Regions from separate parts of the Mus musculus genome. Here region 2 is linked to region 1. A link is a loop called in an ENCODE intact Hi-C map of the cell type or tissue named here. Cell type or tissue: gastrocnemius. All regions are shown on one strand. Each heading gives the region's core, and the rest is flanking DNA. Links, peaks and the distances in the headings are about the cores only.

The links. Peaks named below come from ENCODE experiments on the same cell type or tissue, not always from the same donor. Only the 100,000 strongest peaks of a DNase experiment are listed, where the experiment ranks them.
Region 2: it touches region 1 in a loop (16-fold over the local background); 2 of 42 quality-filtered maps call a loop at or near these places.

Annotation. Positions count from the first base shown.
Region 1 is chr4:88,828,791-88,834,179 of GRCm38, reverse strand. No RefSeq gene overlaps it. Among named protein-coding and RNA genes, the nearest start is that of Ifna5, 4.0 kb to the left of the region's middle. In gastrocnemius, for the core only: a CTCF peak has its summit at 3,452 (motif pointing right); a DNase peak (open chromatin) is centred at 3,482.
Region 2 is chr4:88,569,480-88,574,868 of GRCm38, reverse strand. Ifna14 (interferon alpha 14) reads left to right here and starts at 3,071. Exons shown (of 1, transcript NM_206975.1): 1 at 3,071-3,640. The coding sequence starts at 3,071. The coding sequence ends at 3,640. In gastrocnemius, for the core only: no CTCF peak of the experiment used is centred there; no DNase peak of the experiment used is centred there.

The sequences.
Region 1 (5,389 bases), core at 336-5,335:
CTGATTTACAATCCCAACCAAGCAGTATTCACACAACAGCGTCTTCTTGGAGACCATCATTTCTCTTCTTTGCCCTTTGTGTTGATAATCCAGAACGACTAGTCATAATGTTTTGCATCCATCTCTATAAACTGATGAATCAGAAACTCTGCCTTATTTATGCCATCTCCTGAAGCAAACATCACAGTCTCCCTTTTTCACAAGTTAAATACCAGTAGCATTATTTGTCACATTTTTTTTTCTGAATGTCACTATGGCTAGTACTTTTTCAAACACAAATACGGTATAATTTTGGAGACTTACTTGATAATTAAACTACACAATGCGGAGATAGCTGAGTCAGGAAAGTTATTGCAGAAAATGCAGAAATAGCTGATCGGTGTTTCAGAACCCACACAAAGTCCTGTAGAGGAGTGCATGCCTATAATCCTGACAGTGAAAAGGAGATACAGAGAGTTACCTGAAACACTATACTAGTTAGTATCTTCAAGAGAATTAGAATTTATAGAATTTTTCTCTTTTACTCTCTCTTTCTATGTATGTATATGTATATGTGTATGTGTGTGTATGTGTATGTGTATGTGTGTGTGTGTGTGTGTATGTGTATGTGTATGTATGCGTATGTATATGTATGTATGTGAAATGCAAACACACATATATATGTGTATGCCTGATGTTAGAATGGCTTAAGAATGTGGTCTAACCAATTCAGAAAATGTCTGCCTATGAGCATAATTTCAAAGAATCCAGTAATTGTTCACTAGGGTGGATTTCTTAGCTGACATTCACTATGTGCCAGATTCCAACACCATTAGGCTCTAGTGCCAGTGAAGGAATGGATTGCTGGCAAGGGGAAAGCACACAGGCAAACAGCAAAAGCATCTTTTCTTCATGGACTTACACAGGCTTCCGGCAGAAGGCCTGGCTCATAGCACAGGTGAGTCTTCACACCTCAAAGATCCCAATTAAAGCTGTGTCTTCCCATTTTAGAGATCCTGATTAGAGTGGATTTTCCCACTCCAAGTTGAGCAAAACTAAGTCTCAGATGTGCCCTTATCTTTTGAGCTTTCAGTTAATCCCACATTTAGTTAAGTTGACATCCAAGAACAGCCATCACAAGCTCACCAGCCAGTCAGGCTACAGCAATGGTGAGCCCTTGCTTAAGTGAGAGATCCAGTCACAGAAAATGAGGTAAAAACCTGACATTGATTGACATCTGGCACCACTGTACACACATGCAAATGTAAACACACAGCATGGGTGTACAATCAGAATTTTTTTAATCTAAAACATGTAACAAATATATATTGCAGTTAACTAAAATCAACTATTTTACATAAATTGAGTACAAGTTCTATAGCAATACTGAAAAATGAAAGAACTGGTACAGGTGTCACCAGCCTTGAACTCACAATGTATTACAGACCAATAATGATAAGAAGAGCATAGGTTTAGAGGATTAAAGACCCAGTCACAATTCCTAACACTTACTGTAATCTCATTTTTTGCAAAAAAAAAAAAAAAAAAAAAAAAAAAAAAAAAAAAAAAAACAAAACAAAAACAAAACAAAACAAAAAAAACGCTGGAATTGAGAGACAATTGTCAACAAATGGTGCTCATCTAATTACATGGTTGCCTCTAAAGAATCAAAATAGATCCATATTCATCATACAGTAAAATAATGAACTGCCTAGCAGCCAGTACCTTGATGTATGACTTGACACAATCTGATAAAGGAGAAAGTGGTGAATAGGCTTCACCACCTCGGCAAGTGCAAAGACTTTCAGCTGTGCTGGCCTGTGCATGTGCATGTGTGTATGGAAGACAGAGATGGGTGTCAGGTATGCTCTATTGCTCTCTTCCTGATGCCTTCCTCACAGTGCCTCACAATGGCCTTGAACCTCACTGATTTAGCTAGGATGTTAGCCAGATCATTGGGTGGACTTCCTCCTTTAGTTAAGATGTTTCTCTGTCCTGCTTTACATCAGTGGGTACTGGTCACTGCAGCTCAGCAATAGCAGACACAGAGACCTGGATATGGCCATGTTCACACTCTCAATCCTGAAACTTGACAAACTTGGCAGTCTCCAGCTTACATGGTGTTACTGTACACAGATATGTCTTCATGGACAGCTGTGTGATGCTCCCTGACTCTAATATCCTTTCTATGTGGCCTGGGTATGCATTGAATCTAGTCTCCTTATGTGCGCAGGAATGATAGCTCAGTACTTTGTCCCCTACTGCATTCTCCTGTCTCAGTTCTTCCATTTCTGTGTCTTGATTTTTCAAATTTTGTTTAATAAAAACAAGTTATTAAATCAACGCTGTAAAACACAACATATTTTTTGAGCAGTTTCATATCTGGACCTAGTTCATATTTTTTATTATTATTTAACCATGAAAGCTAACAGTAAAAATAACTGCCAAAGAAACATTACAGGAAGTCATATCTGAAACATGTTTAGTAGTCACACCAATAGCTGTTTTTCCAGTAATTAAAACCCCCAACAAAGTCTACTTCAATTACCAGATCTTTACCACTGCAACTCACCTTGATATCACTTGATTTTCTGCAAATATACAAATCACCAACATACTTCCCTATCATATATATTTTTTTCTTATTCCTCTGTTCCCTGTGAGGACTCAGACATGGCAATACTCATGTGGGCATTTTCTCCTTCCAAAGAGACAGAGAAATCTTTCTTAAGAAGGAACTGAAGTTCTAGCCTTTTCTTGGCAGGTCTATGTACAGATACACATTGTGTGTTTCTGTTCAAGTGTCCTTCAAAACTCAAAGAGGCTGAGGGCTCAAGAGCCCTGATATGTTGAGCCATGCACCTGCAAATCACAGATCTTGATCCAGTAGAAATATGAACTAAGCTATTCTGCTTCAGTGTAGACTGACTATGGCCTGGAACACAGATTCACATTGTTCCATGTGCATGTGACATTGTGTAATTACCTGAGCTATTGAGATCACAGATCAAAAGACAGTCATAAATCAGTGCATTTGCCAAACCCACTGTTGCTGGCCTCAGCAGGCAAAGCAGGGTGAAGAGTCTTTTCTATGGGTTCACATGCAATCTTACAGAATTCCTAGCTCAGAGTTGGTTGTCTCAATTTCACAGAGCATTACCTACTGATCAAAATGATGTGAGTTTGGCTGTGAATCCTTACTAGAGGGATCGCACACAGGCACCTCCTTCTCGAGATCACTTCGGTTATAGGAGGATAGAGGGAAAGGACACAAAAGACCTTGTTATGCATAATTATCTGTCCATTGTCCAGAAGATATGACCTGGGGAACCGAGAGAGTTTCCCTTCCGAAGATGAGTTTGAAGGGAATGAAGTCTTCCTGAAGTCAGCTTATCTGGGGAAAGTGTATTTTAGTTTGGAGGAAAGTGCCAGGAAATAGAATTCATGAGGAACTTTCCTGTTTGTTCTTTGCAGGCCTGGCCAGTAGGTGGCTCTCTTCGTCTCTAAATTTTTCTCATGATTGAAGATTTGGTTTCCTTTTCCTTTCTTTTTTTCTTTTTTTTTAACTTTCTTCTTTTCCCCCCACTCCTACCTCCCTCCGTCCCTCCCTCCCTTCCTTACTTCCTTTTTTTTCTTTCCTTCATCTTCTTTTTCTTTTCTGACTTTCTCCTTTATTCCCTTGTTTTTCTTTTCCTTTGATGAAATAATCAGTATTAGGTCATTAGAAGAATATTTTCTAAAGTCTAAAATTAAGAGGAAATTCTCATATATGAAAGTTTCATTGAAGCCTTGAACTCATTCATTCTGGTTTCCACAGTGGTCATGTGTTTTCAGAAAAACAAACAAACAAACAAAAACAAAAAACAAACAAACAAACAAACAAACAAACAAACTCCAGTCAGGAATCAAGATGAAACAGACAGCAGCTGTACAGTGAGGAGAGCTGGGTAATGCAGAGAGAATGAGGAGCACACACGGGGGCTTCCTACATCAGGGAGGGGGAGACAAAGACAGTGACACTGAACGTTGGGGTCTGGGACAGCAGGGAGGTACTGGGAGTCTATCAGAGAGAAAGCTGTGTGTGCACACATATGTACACATATATAATTAATAGTATATAAAACATATATACAGGACATCATATATAATATATACATATATCTGTAATTCCACTTTCAGTTTCAGTTTAACACACTGGTCCCCATATAATATATTTGTCAGTCATCAATTCTTATTGAATATTTAATTCAGTGATTAATATTCAGGGCCTAATGTGTCTAATGGTATAGGTGTTGAGTTACTTGTAACAGACAGAATGGCTTGCAGTGACTCAACTCTCTGTGCTTTTTTCATTTATTCTTTCTTCTCTTCTGAGGTGTTGGTTTGATGGTTGACGTCTCCAACTCATTTCTATTTCTCTTCTCTACGTTCCTAGAAAGAAAACCCTGATGTTGGTTTGTGGCACTGAACAAAAAATATGATGTCATTGGAAATGAAACTGAAAAAATGAACTGATATATCATCTAAAGGACAGAGTAGTAGGAAAAATGTTAGGTACTAAGACAATGACGACAAGATCTATGGGCATTAATAAGATAATGTTATGAAAGTGTCTATGCTTTCAGGTGATCTTCAGTGTCAATGCAATCCATATAAAACTTTCATTAATATTTTTCTCAGAAGTATCATATTTAAAATCTATGTGGAGCCATCAATATAACAATGAGTAGAGAAGTGTTGTGTTTATGCTGTCACAATACCTGATTTGGAAATAGAATTTACATTATAGAGAGGGTTCCTGCAGAGGCCAATGGTTACAACAGAAACCTCTAGCAGTCCATTTCAGTGAACAGAGAGACTCTCAACTGGTCACTAGGCAGGAAATAAAGGGCTGATTTCCTTGCCTCAGGGATCCTTTGAGAGGGAGCAGAAGAATTGGAAGATCCAGAGGCAGTGGATGACGGCAGCAAAGCTGTGTTCTTAAACACAGCAGAATAGTTACTCATGTGGGTTGAGAGTGGCAATGACTGAATGAAAAAGACCAAGCCAGACAAAATATCAGCTTGGAAAACAGAGGCAATTCGACCTCCAGTAGAGGAACGATGTCCACTGATGGCTGCTGGGAGGAACAGATTCTGGTTTCCTCAGGGTTGAGGCCCCCAGAGAGATCAATTACCCATGTTCCGGAGATGGTGCTGTATCATGCACAAGGTGTATTTCAAAGAAGATAGAGATAGGTAGGAAGAGGAGGAGGAGGAGGAGGAAGAGGAAGAGAAGGAAGAGGAGGAGTAACAGACAGAGAAGAAGTAGAAAATGTGAACAGGAAGGGTCCAGGAAATGGTGAAGGATTAGTGGTGTTTCAGAGGGTTAATTCTAGAGTCATTTCAGGTTCCTCGTGAGATTCATTTCC
Region 2 (5,389 bases), core at 184-5,183, 260 kb after region 1:
AACCCTAAAGCTTTGCCTCTATTTTTCCCTAGTATATAGTATTCTTTAGGATGTAGAGACAGCATGCTGTGCTATGAAAAGTCAGAAAATCTTGTTCCTGTCATAATGTGTTTTAGTCCTCATTCACCTAACATTCTCAATATTAAACTTCCATCTGAGTGCCCTGACCCCTGGCACCTATCATCTATTCTTATCATCAATGAGTTTAACCCCTTGGGTTTCTTAAAGTTAGATCATGGACAGCAATGCAAATAGATCAAGAAAAATGGCTAGCTCGCCTATTTAGCACAGACAAACATACCAAGAAGTAACTGGGAATATCAGACCCACTCATAACAGCCTCAAGAACCAGCCCTTGGAATAAATCCCACCAGGGATACAAAATACCTCTATAGTTAATCATTTGATACACCATTATTCCCTCTCAATTTCACTGGCTCTTCTCCTTCCCCTTTCCCATGTTTTTATTCTAGTGTTCCTCTTCTTCATCACAATAGTCATTATCTTCCTCCTCCTTCTTTTGCTTCCTCTTCTTCCATGTGCTTTTGCTTCTTCTTAGTCCTTCTAGTTGTGCATGGTACAACACCATCTGTGGAGCATGGGTAGCTGCTCTCAGGAGCCCCATCCCTGAGGATAACTGAATCTCTGTCTCCCAGAAGTCATCAGTTGCCATAATTCCTCAGATGGAAGTGGAATTGCCTCCATTTTCCAAGCTGATATTTTGTCTGACTTAGTCATGTTCATTCAGCCATAGCCACTCTCAGTCCACATGAGTAACTACCCCTTTGTGTCCAAGAACATGGCTTTGCTGTAGTTATTCACTGTCTCTGGCTCTTAACAGTTTTTCTGCTTCCTCTTCTGCAATGATCCTTGAGGCTATGAAGTAAACCTTTTATGTTAGTTGTATGTCTATGTGTTTATTGGCATGGACTGCAAGGGCTTTGTGTGGGAAAGGTTGGTTAGTGCAATAACTTTGTCTTGGATGTAAGCTGTAATTTCAGATCAGGTATAGTTACATTAGGAATAGAATTTATTCTATTCTTTGGTACCTACATGGTTCCATATGTATTCTAAACGTGATATATCTGGGAGAAACATTGTTGAATGTTTTATTTGGATTGCACTGACACTGAGGATCACTGGAAAATATAGTCACTTTTGTGACATTGTTTTATTTCATTACCATGGGTCTTGTCCATTTTATCTCAGTAGCTAACGTTTTTGCTACTACTTTGCAATTTGAATGACACATCAGTTCCTTTTTTTAAGTTTTGATTTCCAATGACATCCTATTTTTTTTTTTTTTTTGGTTCAATGCCACAAACCAACATCAGAGTTTTCTTTCTAGGAAAGTAGAAAAGACAAATAAAACAGAAGTGGAGATTTTTCAAACCAACACCATAGGAAAAATGAAAGGGTAAATGAAAAACTACAGACAGTTGAGGGACTGAAAGCCCTTGCTGTCAGTCGGAGCTTCCTGAATATCTCGGCCATTATAAACACTGGACACTCAATATTAATCACTGAATTCAATATTTAATAAGAATTCACAACTGACAAATACTATAAAGGGATAAGTGTCCAAGATTGAAACTGAAAGTGGAATTACAAATAAAATTCTATATCAAACATGGTGTACTATATGTGTGATTTATAATAGCACTACATACTATATATTATTATATAATATGTACATGCACAGCTTTATCTCTGATAAACTCCCAGTACCGCCCTGCTGTCACAGACCCCATCTTTCAGTGTCACTGTCCTTGTCTCCCCCTCCCTGATGCAGAAAGCCCCAGTGTGTGCTCCTCATTCTCTCTTCATTAATCTGCTCTGCTCACTGTACAGCTGTTCTCTATTACATCTTGACTCCTGATTGGATTTTGTCCCTAAAAAATGCATAAGCACTAATTGAACTAAAAAATGACATAGTTCAAGGTTTCAAAGAATCTCTCATGTAAAAGAATTTCCTTCTGTTTTTGGAACTTAGATAATGATTTTCTACGAATCTAATGCTGACTATGTTCAAAAAATGGCAAAGAGAGAGAAAGAGAGAGAGAAAGAGAGAGAGAGAAGAGAAGAGAGGAGAGGAGAGGAGAGGAGAAGAGAGGAGAGAAGGAAGGGAAGGCATGAGAAAAAAAGAGGGGGAAGAATTGATGGAGAAAAAGTTGGTTCTCTACTGCAACTGTAGGTTCCAGGAATCAAACTCAGGTCATCAAACTTGACTAGCAAAGCTTTTTACACCTTAAGTTCTTGTGGTGACATGACAATCATTAGATAAATACTAATATATAGTGATGATTAAATTAACCTTTTATATAAATTTACATCATACTTAATGAAGGCAACATAAACAACTCAATTTTAGAACTTTACTGAAAAAATTTAAAGTATACAATTATTTCTATATATTTTTAATTTAAAAACTTGCATTATACCTTATACTGTGATTTAAATGTTTTTGAAGATGTATGTAAAAAGTTAAGTGTAAAATAAAGTTCAATAAATTTTGTAAGAAATTTTGTCTTTACAATAAAGAAAATACAATAAAGAGCACACACTGGGGCTTTCTGCATCAGGGAGGGGGAGACAACGACAGTGACACTGAAAGATGGGGTCTGGGACAGCGGGGAGATACTGGGAGTTTATCAGAGATAAAGCTGTGTGTGCACATATTATATAATAATATATAGTATGTATTTTCTTTATTGTAAAGTATGTCTTTAAGTGGATGTGTAAGTTCCTAGCAAAGACTATGCGTAGTGAAACAGTTAATGAAAATTCTGAGTAAAAAGAAAACCTGTAAAACAGCTTTCAGAATGGAGTAGTGAAAGAGAAAGCAATAGAGAAAACCAAAATGGTTCAGAAAAAATACCCAGACATAAACAGAGAATGAGTTAAAGAAAGTGAAAAGATTATTGGGAAGTAAGGAAAGAGATTTCAGGAATTGAAAATTAGTGTTTGCCCTATTTAAAACACATCCATACAGGATGGTTTTCAGAGAACCTAGAGGGGAAGGTTCAGGACCAAACAGCCCAGGGGACCAGCGACATCTGCAAGATCCACAATGGCTAGGCTCTGTGCTTTCCTGATGACCCTGCTGGTGATGAGCTACTGGTCAACCTGCTGTCTAGGATGTGACCTGCCTCAGACTCATAACCTCAGGAACAAGAGAGCCTTGACACTTCTGGTAAAAATGAGGAGACTCTCCCCTCTCTCCTGCCTGAAGGACCGGAAGGACTTTGGATTCCCGCAGGAGAAGGTGGATGCCCAGCAGATCAAGAAGGCTCAAGCCATCCCTGTCCTGAGTGAGCTGACCCAGCAGATCCTGACCCTCTTCACATCAAAGGACTCATCTGCTGCTTGGGATGCAACCCTCCTAGACTCCTTCTGCAATGACCTCAACACTCAGCTCAATGACCTGCAAGGCTGTCTGATGCAGCAGGTAGAGATACAGGCACCTCCCCTGACCCAGGAAGACTCCCTGCTGGCTGTGAGGAAATACTTCCACAGGATCACTGTTTACCTGAGAGAGAAGAAACACAGCCCCTGTGCCTGGGAGGTGGTCAGAGCAGAAATCTGGAGAGCCCTGTCTTCCTCAGCCAAGTTGCTGACCAGCCTGAAAGAAGAGAAGTGAGTCCTGAGCCAAAGTGGAAAGGACTCTCCTGGACTAGGACATTGTACCTCACTGCTCAGACTGCCATCTCAAAACTGTCATTCATTCTGGCAATAATTCAAGCAAATTGCTAAGATATTTCATCAATGATAATCAATGTTGTGTCTATCTGTAAATGCATTTGTTCTGCTTCCATTCTGTATTTATTTATTTATTTATTTATTTATAGTTTATTTAAGCCCTTATTATTTATCTGTTTATGTGATGTAACATTTATTGTATTATTATTTGAAATAGTTTTTCCATAAATCATTAGTAAATGATTCTTTTAAAAATTGTTTATTCTTTACTTCTTTTTAATTTTTTAATGCTTATACTGGTATTCTGCCAGGCTGCAAAGTGTTGTTGATTCATGTGTCATTGCATAGTGTTCAGACAAGAAGATACACTCGTGACATGCTTCTCTTTCACTGATGGTAAAATCCTGAGTCTTTCCTCTTCACCAGTGTATAATATTCTTCTTTATGTACAGCCAGCATGATGTGCAATTGTAAGTCAGACTTCCTTGCTCCTGTTAACCTGTGTAAAGAGACTGGTATTGGCACAAAACACTTCAAGACCACGTTCTCAATACAAAGGAGATTTATTTGACCTGGAGAGACAAGGGGCAGAGAATAAGAGACAAATACAGGGTATACAGGACTAGAGAGACAAGGAAGAAAACAAGGGAGAAGGGGAATGATACTTGCCATGAGGATGGGGGACAAAGGACGGCTTCTTGATAGAGAGAAACAGACATAGCTCATAGGCAAATATCTATTTATATAGATAAAAGATGAAACCTTGTGTTAGAAGGAGGTGTTTGATCTTGGTTGGACAGTTTAATTAGCACAGCAACTAGGGGGCTTTTGATTGCTGATTTTCAATTCTTTGATAGCTGGATCTTGGAAGTCAGCCTCAGGTGAATAATGTAGCTGAATAAGGGAATAGCGCTTGGTGCCTAGCTTTATGAGTAATCTAATGCTTTTCAGCAAGGCAGAGGGACTGGTGGAGAAGGGCACGTTCTGACAGATCCATGTTTGCCATGCTCAGGCTTGCTAGAGCCCCTTCATTGTGACTTGGTGCTCTTTGACTAACTCTTCCCCAGTCTTTAGCAGTCTCTGAGTTCCCTGAATTTGATTCCTACTATTCTACTCTCAACTTCTAGGAATGTAAGAATTTAGAATAGCAAATATCACTGAAGTCGTGTACACAGTATGACGTTACAGCACACTGTAGTAACTCCTCTATCTATATAGGGACAACTGACGAGCATTCCAAGAAGTAATCTAGCAATCAAATGCTACCAAAACAGCCTAAGAAATGGCCCTTGGAGCAAACCTCACCAAGAGATTTGAAATATGTACAAAAGGAATCTTTTAGAACACCACTTTTCCTTCACAGATCTGTGTTCAATGCATCTCTCTAGGCTTTTCTGGCCTTTTTTTTTTCTTTTATTGGATATTTTCTTTTTTCTTTTATTTTTTTATTACGTATTTTCCTCAATTACATTTCCAATGCTATCCCAAAAGTCCCCCATATCCTCCCCCCCACTTCCCTACCCACCCATTCCCATTTTTTGGCCCTGGCGTTCCCCTGTACTGGGGCATATAAAGTTTGTATGTCCAATGGACCTCTCTTTCCAGTGATGGCCGACTAGGCCATCTTTTGATACATATGCAGCTAGAGTCCAGAGCTCCAGGGTACTGCTTAGTTCATAATGTTGTTCCA